Linked DNA regions of Homo sapiens: region 1 is linked to region 2. The links are chromatin contacts, found by Hi-C or POLR2A ChIA-PET in ENCODE. All regions are on one chromosome and are shown on one strand. The core of a region is the stretch at or near the end of the contact, and the rest is flanking DNA. Distances in the headings are between cores, read along the strand shown. Region 1 overlaps ITGA2 (integrin subunit alpha 2). Region 2 overlaps ITGA2 (integrin subunit alpha 2).

Region 1 (6,590 bases), core at 1,434-3,933, 65 kb after region 2:
TTTTTCATAAGATTGCTGGAGGGTAAGCCACCATCTGGTAGACTTGCCGTCTCTCAGTGGCTGAGAGGAAGACAGTGAAATACAGAAGAAAGTGTGTTGGCCCAAGAGTTACTAGAAATACCATCTCATGAAGTCACTTTCTACTTCTCCACTTCTTCCTAAATTGCTTCTATGTGAAAGGATAAACTTTCTCTTTTTTTTTTCTCTCTCTCTCCCCGTTTCTCTCTCTCAAAATAGCATATTTTGTGTGTATTTAGCAAGTCAGTGCCTGTCACCTAACTTGCTCATTAGCAGGATATGTCTCACATATCTTGAGGCAATATATGGAAAAAACAGACATAACTGAAGTTAGTATTTCTTTTATTATACCCTGTTCACAAGCCACTTCTCTATAAATTTTGGTTAGGGTCTTTTCTGACCATCCTAGCCTGTGCATACCTTTCTTCCAACTTCTTTGATGCTCACTATTGGCAGCTCTTACTGTAGTGTACTTCCTGGAAATCCAACTGATTGCCTGACACACTTATGCAACTCGTTTTTTCCTAGTTTGGGGCTCTGCTCTATATCACCTCTTCACATGACAGCAATTTTATTAAGTCCTATTCTCTAAAGAGAACAAGAGAATTCATTTTTTCTTCTAGCATGCTACATTGAATTTTTAAAATTATCATTATTCGTAGTTAGGAAAAGCTCCTTTCACTTTCACACCTCCCTGTTTGTGATGCCATGCACATGTTTAGGACTGTTTTCTAAGTCTGCATAGGAGCTACAGCATTTCAAGGCACCTCATGCTTTGTTTTATAGTGATTAATCCAGAACCTCTGAATTGATGAAGTTGATTAATGAATTTTTTTTTATGTTTTTGTTGTTGAAATATGTTGTGTTAGGATAGAAAAGAGACGGTGACCTTAACCTTTTGCATGTTGAATGAAAATATCTGGCACTGTGAAAACAGAGGAAGGGAAGTGCACAGGGAGGGCCCCTGAAACTTCGGCTTCACTTGTTTTATAATAAATATGCCTTTGACCCTAACAGAGAGGGGCTGTGTCTATTTTGTTCACTGATATATTCCCCAGCACTTAGAATAATACCTTGCACATGGTCGTGGTTCAATAATAATTACTGAATAAACACTGATTGCTTCACCTTTCCACCTAACAATAAGTTACGGATATAATAGGAGATTAATAAAGAACAGTTTAATTAACTAATAAATCCTCTTGAATGCAGGCTACTGTGCAGGTATATACATCAATGAATTAAAAGACAGATTAATTTAAAATATACATACCTATATACACATATGTTCATGCAAATAAACACATTGTATTTTCTATTTAGAATTTGACAGAACATTTAACTTTTTCAAGAATCTAGCTATAGGAGAACCCTAAAAAGAAGACTGACTATATTACGGGGTGATGGCATGGCAGAAGTATGCTAATACCATTAAGAGATGTACACCATTTTTAAAAAATTTCACAACTGTAACTTTTTATTTTAAGTTCTGGGATACATGTGCAGAATGTGCAGGTTTGTGTTCCATAGGTAAACGTGTGCCATGGTGGTTTGCTGCACCTATCAATCCATCACCTAGGTATTAAGCCCAGCATGCATTAGCTACTTATCCTGATGCTCTCTCTCCCCTCGCCCCCACCGACAGGCCCCAGTGTGTGTTGTTCCCCTCCCGGGGTCCATGTCTTGTCATTGTTCAGCTTCCACTTACGAGTGAGAACATGCTGTGTTTGGTTTTCTGTTTCTGTGTTAGTTTGTGATGTACAGCATTTTTTAAGCTGAAAGGTCCATTTACTGAGCAAAGCCAGTAGTATATCGCAGTGCCTAAGAGCTTGGCCTCTGAGGTTTGAATAGTACTGTGACCTTGAGCAAGTTCCTTGTTTTGTATAAGCCATTCCTTTCCCATCTGTAAAATAGATATCATGTATATGTTTACCTCATTGTGGTCAGACAATGCATATAAAACTCTCAACCCAGTGTCTAACAAATGGTAAGTACTTAGTAGATTTTTTTTGTTTTTACGATTAGTATCATTATACACTACTGAGGGGGGCACACTTCTTGAGAAATTTAATAAGGCATAGCAATTTATTATCCCACTTTCATCTTTTTTTTTTTTTTTTGACACAGAGTCTCGCTCTGTTGCCCAGGCTGGAGTGCAGTGGTGCAATCTTGGCTCATTGCAACCTCCACCTCCCGGGTTCCAGCAATTCTCCTACCTCAGCCTCCTGTTAGCTGGGATTACAGGCACCTGCTACAATGCTTGGCTAATTTTTGTATTTTTAGTACAGATGGGGTTTCACCACATTGGCCAGGCTGGTCTCAAACTCCTCACCTCCAGTGATCTGCCCACCTGGCCCCCACTTTCATCTCTAACATAAAAAGTATATCCTGAGCAAATTTATATTCACATTTCTGAAAATTGCTGTCTAATGGTTAGGAGGATGACACGTTGCTGCATTTTGCTGACACACACGAGAAGCACACCACAAAAGCCAAGAAAATATTATCCTTCCATGGACCCTCCAGGAAGTCACACAAACAGGAAGTGGGGTTACTCAGACCCTGACTCTGAACCTAAGCAAATAGACTTCAAACTCTAAAGTGTATCTCATCATTACTCAGAATGTGTATGGCAACGGGAAATGATCATAGGTCACATTAGATCTTTTGAACACATACATCACCACAGGAAATCTCATTTTCCAATAGCATTGTCTTCATGTTGAAAGGACAGTAATGCAAGTAGAAAGTCCTCTCCTCCCCCTCCAAAAAAAAAAAAAAAAAAAAAAAAAAAAAAAAAAAAAAACAAAGCAACTAAACTTAGAAGTTGTAGGCCTTTTGGAAATGACCACACACTGTGTAAAGATTTAAGTTCTGCAATGTTTGGTTTATGGCTCTAGTCCTTAAACAAAACATTAGAGCAAAAACCAAAAGCACAAAAGGACCCTTACAACTGCTTTTGGAATGCAGTGGCATAACATTTCCCCTTACTTTTATTAAAAAAAGAAAGATGCAATTTTCTTAGAAAGTCCTTGCTTTAAGTGTCAAACTTTACAGTCACTAAGGATCTAGGTGCTACTATTCTCCTGTCCAGGTGATGCTAGAAATGGAAAGAAGAGCTTCTGGAAGGGGGCTGGCTGCCTCAATCCTCCAGTGCCCCAGGCCTGACACTCTGTGGGTATACAATAGGCACTCCATAAAAGTCCCTTAAGAAGGTCCCTTAAATAAATGAATGATGATAAAAATGGATGCATACCAAGTGTACTGATTTTTTTTTAAATAATATTCCATATGCTTTTACAATATGAAAAATACTTTTTCACTTATAATCCCCTTCGATCTTCCCAATGACCCAACAAGGTAGGGAATTGTTTGCCTATGGCTTATCTAAAGTTACTCAGAAAAATGATGGGATTTAACTTACTCTCCAGAGTTGGAGTTCTCTTTTATGTTGCCATGAACATTAAATGTGCTTAATATATGTTCATTTAGTGCAGTGGTGCTCAACTGGATGTAATTTTATCCCTCAGAGGACATTTAGTAATGTCTGGGCATATTTTTGGTTGTCACTCTAGGGCAGCTGGAGTAGTGTATTGCTATTAACATCTAGTGGGTGGAGGACAGGGCTGATGATCAATATCCTACAATGCACAGACCAGACACCCCCAGCCTACCTTACTACTTCAAAAAAAATTATCTGGCCCCAATTGTCAATAATATCCATGCCCAAACACTGGTCTAAACAACAAATGGGGCCTCGCATGGTCTCTCAAAAGTTTGTAATCCCAGCACTTCGGGAGGCTGAGGAGGGCAGATCGCTTGAGCTGAGGAGTTCAAGACCAGCCTGGGCAAACGTCGTGAGACTCTGTCTCTAAAAAAGAAAAAGAAAAAGAAAACAATGAATGGTCGAGGACCATTAAGTTTATTAAGTTACTACTTTGTTTAAAAATATGTCTGGAAATCTTTTGACACTCCCCATCCATAGGTGGAATCTTAAGTCTCCTCCCCCTGAATCTAGGTGAGACTTTGTGATTGCTTTGATGAATAGATGCAGTTATGTGATTTCTGAGCCAAGGTTATAAAAGCCCATCCATTCTGCCAGTTTCTTTTGGGATGGTTGCCTTTGGTGCCCTACCCACCATGCAAGAAGTCAACTTACTCAGAGGGCACCATGTGGAGAGGCTTGAGGATACCACAGGAAGAGGGAGAGCTGCCTCCCTCTAACAGTATGTGAGAGACTTCGAGTGAGATGGTCCAGCCAAGCCATTCTCAAAGCCCTGACCCAAGACACCATGAGAGATAATAAGTGAGGTTGTGGTTTCATATCACTAAATTTTGGGGTGACTGGTTACATGTCAAGGGGTAACCAGAACAGTCTACAGATTCAGTTACTCACAGTCAAGTGCTCTGGCAGAGAGAATGTCTTCCCTCTCCCTTAAAGGGTTCTGACCCATGGAAGTGTGGAAATTTTAACTAGAAGATTGCCATGCCTCAAGTGAAAATGGATTGTAATCAGCCTGTGGGGAATAAAAGACAAAGGGCAGTTTGTCAAAGAGATTTTGAGAGGGAGCCCCAATGGGTAGCTTAAAATGATGGACACTATACTGGCTGGAGTGTTCTGTTCAGGTTGGAGTCATGGTCTTTAGTCACTTCAAGGCTGGTTATCATAAGAATAAAGCAGGACACTGAACTAGATGATATCTTGAGGTTTCTTCTAGCTCAAATTTCTAGAATACCCTAATCTAAAAATATTTTTTTTCAAAAGATAGGCATTTTTAAATCGTAACTTGAAAAAATGCACCCTCATGAATAAAAAGAATGGAAATAAATATGGAGCACCACTTTATATCCATCAAACTTCAAGAAGTAAATGAAAATCTAATGCTGATGAAATTGGTAAATTCCACATTACAGATGGCTACACTGTTCCATATGCAACAAGAGCTAAAAAACACACACACTCTTTGACATAGTAATGCCCCTTTTGGAAATGATCCAAAAGTAAAACGAAAAGAAAAAACTTCTTGTACAATGATGTTTATAGCCACATTATTTACAGTGGGGGGCAAAATATCCCACAGGAAACAACCTAAATATCCAACAATGGGACAATAGTTAACCATGGCATGGCAGGATGCATTAAAGTTATAAATATAAAACTCACATGGAAAAGTATATACAAAATATATTAAGTGATAAAAGTGCAGTATTCATTTGCATATAGTGAGTATATCTATGAAAAGATTATATTCATATAATCACATGTAAATATCAAAAGAAATATAAATATTTTTTCTGTTAATTATTTTAGTATGTGTCATTTTTCTCTAAAGATATTTAAATATTCAACTTTATAAAGAAAATCCACAAGATAAAATTATTAATCAAGTTTAGTATTTCAATGGACACATTTACTTCACAGTTAAAGAAAAGGGAGTAATTAATACAAGCAAATATACAGATATATATTAAAAAGTGAGTTGAATTTATTGGTCAAAAATGTTTTATACTATAAAATTAAAATTTTAGAATACTAACCAATATTGAATATTGTTTTAATCTATTTTGAAAAAATCTAATTTTCTATCAGTTAAAATGCCACATCAATAAATAGTATGAGGAGAATTTGGAAAATTAAAAATCAATATTTTTTTAAAAGGGGACTCTAAAACACTACTCCAGATTTTCTCCTTTGGCAATAAAAGACTTTGTTATTTTAACCAACTCTCCCACTGAAGATCACTGAAAAATTGCAAGAAATATAAAACAAGATATTTAAGATGTCTTCTAAAGCATCAAATTGCTAAGAAGATGGGGTGAAGAAAGAAGTTCAGAGAAATGACTCAGGCAGACAGTTGGATCACTTTTTTTTTTTTTTTTTTTTTTTAGAAAGGGCCTTGTTCTGTCATCCAGGTTTGCTACAGCCTTGACCTCTTAGGCTCAAATGATCCTCTTGCCTCATCCTCCGGCGTAGCTGGGACTACAGGCATGCAGCACGATTCCTGGCTAATTTTTTAAATTTTTCTTTTGTAGAAACAGAGTCTCGCTATATTGACCAGTCTAGGTTCAAATTCCTGGCCTCAAACAATCCTTCTGCCTTGGCTTTCCAAAGTGCTGGGGAGTTGAATCACTTTTTGTCTTGCTAGAGGACAGTGAAGAAAGCGATTTGCCAATCCTAAAAAGGATCTGAAAAGTGAAATCCAAGACCTGTCAAAAGTGGGGTATCTGATAAATCCCAGGAATAGAGTTTATGCTCAAAACCACTGCTCCTTACATGACATGTGAACCGTAAGTAAAGCAGCCCTTGAATGAATTGTCTGGGTAACCTATAAAAAATCAAGCCCTGAAATTGTATGAAACTGATAAGGAATTCTAGTACCTCCAGGGCACTGCTTCAATTAGCAATAATCGCACCTCAGATAAACCTCATTGGTCATCACACTGCCACTGCAAAACTTCTAGGGTATTGTCTCAATAGAAGCAAATGAAAATGCTTTATTGCTGGGTGTGGTGGCTCACACCTGTAATTCCAGCACTTTGGGAGGCTGAGGTGGGTGGACCACTTGAGATCA
Region 2 (7,001 bases), core at 4,071-6,570:
TAAGGCTTGGAAACTGAGAGACGCCTGATTCTGAAGGTTTTGAAGATTGAAGTCAAAGTTAATAGTAAAAGTCACCTAAAGACAAAATTAAAATTTCTCAGTCTATGATGCTTCATACTCAGAGGCCAACGTGAAAAAAAAAATGTTTCTCATAAAAGTAAACTCACTCAAATTTGATTCTGAATTTTATATACCTTAAGCTTTCAAATTTGTGGAATATCTTTATTTGTCCACCTTGTTTTACTATGCCTCACATTAGAATTAGAGAAGCTTGACTTCCAAGTGACACATGTAAGTTATCCAGGCGTATATACCTGTCTGAATTTGGAAGCTTTGAGCTGATGTGAAACTTGTTACTAGGGGTTAATAAATGATCTCTGTGACTCTGTGTATAGTGCTTTGACCAATGTTGCTCAACATATTTAGACAAAAAGAACTTTCCATAGTATGTGTACCTTTTGGAATGAATTGCATGGAGAAAATCCCATTTTTATTAATAATTTAAAGAAAACATTTAGATATTGAAAACTTCCCCTAAGTATGCAGCTAGTTATTTTGTGATGCCTATCAAATCATGATAGCAAGATGTTATGTTGGTAAATTAGCATATGTGCTAAGGAGGGCTTGTATGGATTGGAGGATGAAATGCAAGTTGTACCTGTTGTTCTCTCTTTAAAGCAGGGTAGCCTACATCGCAGGCAACAGACTTCTGAGATGCAGCCACCTGGCATGTTACTTCTGTCCCATCAACCTGAACAAGACCAAGGAAACAACAATGATCAATTGGCATACAACATTTGTGTGTGTATGCACGCACCTGGTAAAAGAGGTACAGTGGCATTTTAGCAGTAAGGTTGGTTCATACTGAAATAATTTATTATACCTCAAGACTTGAAATTTTATACTGCCCAGGTGGCTAATATACTACTTTTATTGCTAACCCTAAAGATACCTAGAACATCCAACAAAACAAAGAAAAGATTAAATACTGTATTTTTTCCCCAGAAAAAAATGATAGTTTTTATTTTCAGATGCACGAATAGCTTTAATTCAATATTTTGAAATGCTGGCTTTAGGAATATGTTCTTCTCAATTTATTTGAAGCATTTTCAAGAGAAGAAAGTAAAATCATATGTTGGTGTTTGTCTGTATTTTAAGTAATTTGAGGGTTTTTTTTTTTTTTTTTTTTTTAGTTTTCTTCAGGTTTTTTTTTCCCTTTAAAGGAAGTAGTTGCCACTTGGCACAGGGTGTTTAAACACCAAGGTCAGGTTAGGTTTAGAACTCTAAGCCTATTAAGATCACATTAACTCTAAATTAAATGAAATCATTGTTTAATCCTTTAATCAGATAGCTCATTTGGAAAATCTCAGCTTTTCCTTCTCTCCCTTTTTTCTTCATAATTTGGTGGTAGAGGAGGGACCAGGGAGCACTCACAGTCAAGTGTGCTCCTGGTATAATGATCAAGTCAATGTGATTAGTTGGCTTTGCTGGCGTGCATCATCTTGGCAGCAGCAACAACCATAGTTGCAAAGCTCAGGCTAAGCTTTGGGACTCAAATGTCTCAGAGCAAGTGCACCACATCTGTGCAGAATGCAGCAGCCTCATCACACTGATAGCTCAAGAAGAGTTATGGGAGTGTCTGGCTACTGCTGCCAAGTCTCAGGATAAGGGAAAAACTGACCCAAGCTGTCAAGCAGAATCTAGATATAGAGCCAGACTATGTTCTCATGCAGTTTAACTAGTCGGAAGCCACAAAGTTCAGATTGATCATGTTGAGGGTTAAGGTGCTTCTTTAAACAACTCAGAGGACATAGAGAAGACAGTGATCTATAAGTAGGAAGCATGGTGGAAGTAAGTACAGGGTCTCATCACATACCGGCAGGGAGAATGATGCAAAAAACAAGTTTTCTGAAAAATCAACAACAATTCCAGTGTTGTATGCACTTTCCCTTTTATTTTTCAGCGTTACTGAAAATGTTAACCTTTTGTTTTGGTTGCTGACAATAAAGGGTTGTTCTCTGTTAAAAGTAAAAAGGAGGGGGGAAAAGCCATTACTGTTAAATAAAAAGGCCAGTATTTTAAAATTTCACTCATTAAAAAACTAAACTCTTTAGACTTACTTAGAATACTGAGAAAATTGCTGTGTAATAAACTATCTTTGCATCAAAATGATACTGACAACAAATAAGTAAATGCAATTGGATTGTTCTTTGTTGCTATTGTATTAGAGGGAATGGAACCATTTAAATACAGATAATTTTATATTTCTTATTGTTTTACTCCTATGTGGATGGTAGACATTGAAATTTAGTTTTTAAAGGTATTTATGAGTTATGAATGTTTCTTTTGTAGAAAAACTCTATAAACATTCGTTTGAATAAAGTAATCTAGTATGTCTTTTATTTCTACATTTTACAACAAGCTTTAAAGTAAAACTTACTGAGCAGCTGGTATTTGTCGGACATCTAGGACTAGATCAGAAATGCAAAGTCCGTCCTCACCACAGTCTTTGTGGAAAGGAATCTACGAAAAAGGAAAAAAGATCCATACATTTGCTCTTGGGTTGAAAAAGCAAATTACAGAAGAATACATAGAATATTATTCTATTTACATAAAGTACAAAACCAAACAATGTTCTAGGAATATATAAATGTTTAACAAAATAATAAAGAAAAGCATTAATAAACACACAATTCAAGATAATCATTTGCACAGGGGGAGCTAGATGAAAGTGTCTATGGCGGGGACAGCTATACGCAGAGCTTCATATGTATTGGTAATATTTTTTGAGTATGAGCACAAGGCATTTACTTTATTTTTATTTATTTATTCAACAAATATATATTGAACACATACAATGGGCCAGGCCCTGCTCTAGGGAGTGGAAACACAGCAGTGAACAAGAAAGACAAAAATCCCTGCTGTCATGGAACTTAAGTGTTAGTGAACTTTATGCATATGTAATTGTAGTTCATTTAGAAAATTAAGAATTTTCAGGCTGCATCCTAACCATCCTTCAGACACTATTGCAGTGACTGTGGAACTTTATTTGCCAGTCTAAATCCAGGAAGTGTAAGCTGCACTTACACTGAAGACCTTGGCAGTCTCAGAATAGGCTTCAAGGGCAGGGCTAGTGCCAGGGTTTTCCAGACTGATGTCCACACGCAAATCCAAAGAGTTGACAACATCAGAGGGCTCCTAAACATACACACACACAAACATACAGGGGGAGACAGAGTCAGTTTATTAGAGCATAGCAACATTAAAACAAGAAAATGATTCCAAATGTGTTTACAATTTAGAGCACAGTCAGCTCTCAATTATGTAGAATATCTTTGTTGTGAATAATCAAGACTCTCGCTTCTTTTCTTCCATCCTAATTCTGCTTTTAGCCTCTCTTCTACTAAGAAACCAAAAGAGACTTGGGTCTAGTAAGAATTTGAAGCAGGGATTCTTAGTTAAGCTCATCAGTTCTTGTCAAAAAAGCACTATGTCTATACAAATGAAACCCTAACATTTGAATTTGCCTTTTCCTCAGAAGCGGTATCTTGGTATTCTTTAGTCCATTCACAGGCAGGACTTACTCTTAACTCTTGGGGGCCTCCCAGAAGTCCTCCCAGAAGGACTTATTCCTTCTGGGGGCCTGTCTACCATGACAGCTCTGGACTATGAGGAGATGTTTCCTTGGCTGGCTGCGGGCTTAGCAAGTAGGATGTACTTTAACTGGCATTGATATCAAATAGTGAAAAAGGATTTTGTTTTTTTAAACTTTAAAGAAAAACAGCTTGGCTGTCTCCATTTCCTCACTAGGGATTGCATGTATAATCTGATCCACCAGTCAGCACAGGATGGGAGAGAAGGGAAATAAGATTTTTTCCTTTAAGGAATCTATAAAATTGTCACTTTAACAAAAAAGAAGTCTACGTCTTCACAAACAAGAAACCTTCAAATTGAAAAATGAACTAAACAACTCAACTGATTTTAATTCATCTAACCGTCAACTTTATGTTTTTCTAGTGTTTACACTTAGCATTTCTTGAAGTAAGATCTCTCTGTACCATCCATTTACATCAGAAATATTTGGGTTGCTCCTTAGATCTGCATATTCCTTGGGCCTTCAAACCTAGATTTCTGATGGTAAGAACCCAGAATATACATTTCCCAAAAGTTTCCCTGGCAGTTCTTTCGCACCTTAAATTCTGAGAACTGTATTCTAAGAAAGTACTTAAATATCCTTTTAAAAAAGTGATTTCCTGAGTAAATTATCCTTTCAAATGCCATTATGTGGTTTCCAAGGTGGAAATATTCACATCATTTATAAAATAAATTTCCGGCTGGAAGTTTTCTCCTGAAAAGCATTTTTCTCACTTGGGAAATTTTCAAAATCCATGTTAAATACAGTAATTACAGCATACGATTAGAACAAATAATTGTTATCTCATAATCTACTATATTTCATCTATGTTAACTTAAATCTAATAGTAGAAACCACAATTGGAGTTATTTTTCAGTAGCTGAACAATAAATAAAATTTTTCCCTGATAGGAAAATATCAAAATAACATTTATTGCCAATGGAAAGTTCTCTCTGTTAAACATTTAAGAAAACACTGTATCTATGATTTCTTTAAGAATTGTATTTTTAGCCCTTTCATTGCAATTCTAAATGAAATTTGATGTTGCTGACTTATATAATAGATTGTGACCATAAATATTAGCATAAAGTAAATATGCTTCTTATTTATGGAATTACATAAGAAAGGCATTCATTGGAAGGGTGAGCATTTTCTAACTCATAAGCTTCCATTTTTGACTTTTACCACTCTCTCGTCTTTAGGAAGAAATAAAGTCAAAAGGGATGTTCCTGAGGCCTTACCTGTATATAAATGATGTGCTCGGGGCAACTCTGTGCTTGATTTACTACCATATTCTTCTGCAGGCACCTTTCATTGTTTTCTTTAAATAACCCCCTGGAGGTTACTCTGGATGAAAATCCATCTGCATCAAGTGTGATGTTATATACAATGGCTATGATAAAAAAAATCATAAAGAAATGTTATTTCAAATCAACTTATAGGAAAAAGCATCTTTGCTTTATTGTGTCTTCTTGGACAAAGTATCTCACATCAAGAAAATATGGAAATAGTCTTCATATTGGTGGCTTGTGAACCATAGCTAGCACCACAAAGCATTTGTCATTCTAGCTCTGATGTGACGTAGGTGACTGTGCATACAAAGAAATGTGATTCAGAGAAATGTGGCTGGGAGCAGTGGAAAGGAAACTAGACTTGCCGCCAGGAAACCTACTGTGATGAACCTGGGCAAATTGCTCACTCCCACAAGCACGGGTTTCATTACTCATAACACGGAGACACAGAATGGAAAGGAACAGTTGCTGAGCGCCTGCAACTGGACACATTCTCATGTATGCCATACAAGTTTTACAATGAATCTGGAAAGTGAATTTTATTATCTTATTTTTCAAATAATGTACTAGAATAAGTGATGTAAAATAATTCACCTAAGTTCACATGGCTAGTCAGAAGTAAAAGTTGGGTATTTTTGAAATAAGAGCTCATATTCTTTCTGCTTCCATCCAGTTGTAAGAATTAATTGTTATTGTGAAGATTAACTGAGATACTCTAAGGGAACATGGACAGTGCTTGACCTATTCTAGATGCTCACATAGGGAAATGCATGCAACACTGCAGCAATAAAGTCTCAGTCAGGCAGACTTGGTTTGAATCCTAATTCTGCTGTTTATGAGCTCTGTGACTTGGGGCAATTTACTTACCCTCTTTGAACCTCTGTTTCCTAATACCAACTCATGAAAAAAAATTATGTGATAATAACTGATGTCAGTAGCCGATGTCTAAACTATCAGAATTATTACCTTCAACTAAAGTCCACTGGCCGTGTGTCCAAAATTGAGAGAGAACACCTGGTGCCATTCACAGCATCAGCTGCCTTATTGCCTTATTTGGGGTTATTCTATCTTACTTTATTATTTTCAATATTTTAAAGGTTGTATATACTTCCCAAAACATGAATTCTACATGTTACCTTGAAAAAAATCTATCATATATGTTGTACAATTTTTCTTGCTCCAGTGACTTAACAATGCCAACAAAGATAGATAAAATATTAAAGAATTAAATAAACTAAAAATAAGTTGTGAAGATGATGTAAAGGAAAAACAATGGCAAGGAGGTGAGTGCAGTTAGGACAAAGTTAGTCCACATTATAATGCTTTTCCTTTTTTTTTCAAGCAGCTTTATAAAAATGATACATCGCTTCATGGGCTATGTTATTAATCTTAAAGTGAAGTGTGCACCTGATGCAATAAATGATAGAAACCATATGCTTTATAAATTCACTTTCCACAGTTGTGAAGATGGGATTCACGTCTTACATACTATTATTGCCAAGCAATGAAGTGACAAATGAGCTCACAATCATTTCACTTGGCTTGTCTTTGTGGACCTGAAGGCATCAGGAAAAAAGATTTAAAGGGAAAGATGCCCAATAGTAAGAAAGGCCAGAAACCCTCGGCAGCCTGTGGATGGGAAGGAAATTCTCTGAAAGTAGAATTTTTGAGTGTGCATCACCATAAGGGTTGAAGTATAGTCAAAAAGGGAAGATACATGAGACACCTCTATGCTTCGGGGCCAGAAGAGCTGACCAGTTTGCTGTTTCTGCCAAATAATATATTTCCCAAGTTAACCTATTAGGCAGACTAGCCACAATGTTTATGCAGCAACGGTTTTTGACTTAACTATCATGTGTGCTCAGTTAGATGTGCTACATGGCAGGTCAAGTGACATATGCTACTCAAAATTGGGTCAATCTTTGAACATCTGCATGGAAAACTTCCAAATGGATATGAAAAGTAGGAAAATATGGAAAGCATGTTAAGATTTGAATCTAATTTTGCTTTGTGTTCTCATCTTATTTGTATCTTGGTATGAATTATGGCAAATAACCTGCTTCTGTATTTTCAGC

What was found. Hi-C counts contacts between places; a loop is a spot of excess contacts on that map. ChIA-PET counts read pairs that join two places held with the same protein, here RNA polymerase II (POLR2A). Pooled maps may share reads with other maps.
Region 1: a map of naive thymus-derived CD4-positive, alpha-beta T cell shows a loop between it and region 2 (5-fold over the local background). The contact joins two enhancer-like sites. A Hi-C loop is called at or near these places in 2 of 168 maps with a recorded cell type or tissue (MCF 10A and naive thymus-derived CD4-positive, alpha-beta T cell) and 11 of 50 pooled maps. POLR2A ChIA-PET finds 5 or more read pairs at or near these places in 4 of 52 experiments (MCF 10A, activated CD4-positive, alpha-beta memory T cell and activated naive CD4-positive, alpha-beta T cell).

What each region holds. Positions count from the first base shown.
Region 1 is chr5:53,001,129-53,007,718 of GRCh38, reverse strand. All of the region lies in intron 1 of ITGA2 (integrin subunit alpha 2), which reads right to left. Among named protein-coding and RNA genes, the nearest start is that of ITGA2-AS1, 14 kb to the right of the region's middle. Within about 2 kb of position 2,683, at least 4 of the 41 ENCODE cell types and tissues checked have a DNase peak (open chromatin) inside an H3K27ac peak, as active enhancers do.
Region 2 is chr5:53,068,135-53,075,135 of GRCh38, reverse strand. It overlaps ITGA2 (integrin subunit alpha 2), which reads right to left. Exons shown (of 30, transcript NM_002203.4): 17 at 4,876-5,027; 18 at 3,088-3,198; 19 at 2,441-2,523; 20 at 1,877-2,018; 21 at 659-751; 22 at 1-75. Among named protein-coding and RNA genes, the nearest start is that of MOCS2, 38 kb to the left of the region's middle. Within about 2 kb of position 5,320, at least 2 of the 41 ENCODE cell types and tissues checked have a DNase peak (open chromatin) inside an H3K27ac peak, as active enhancers do.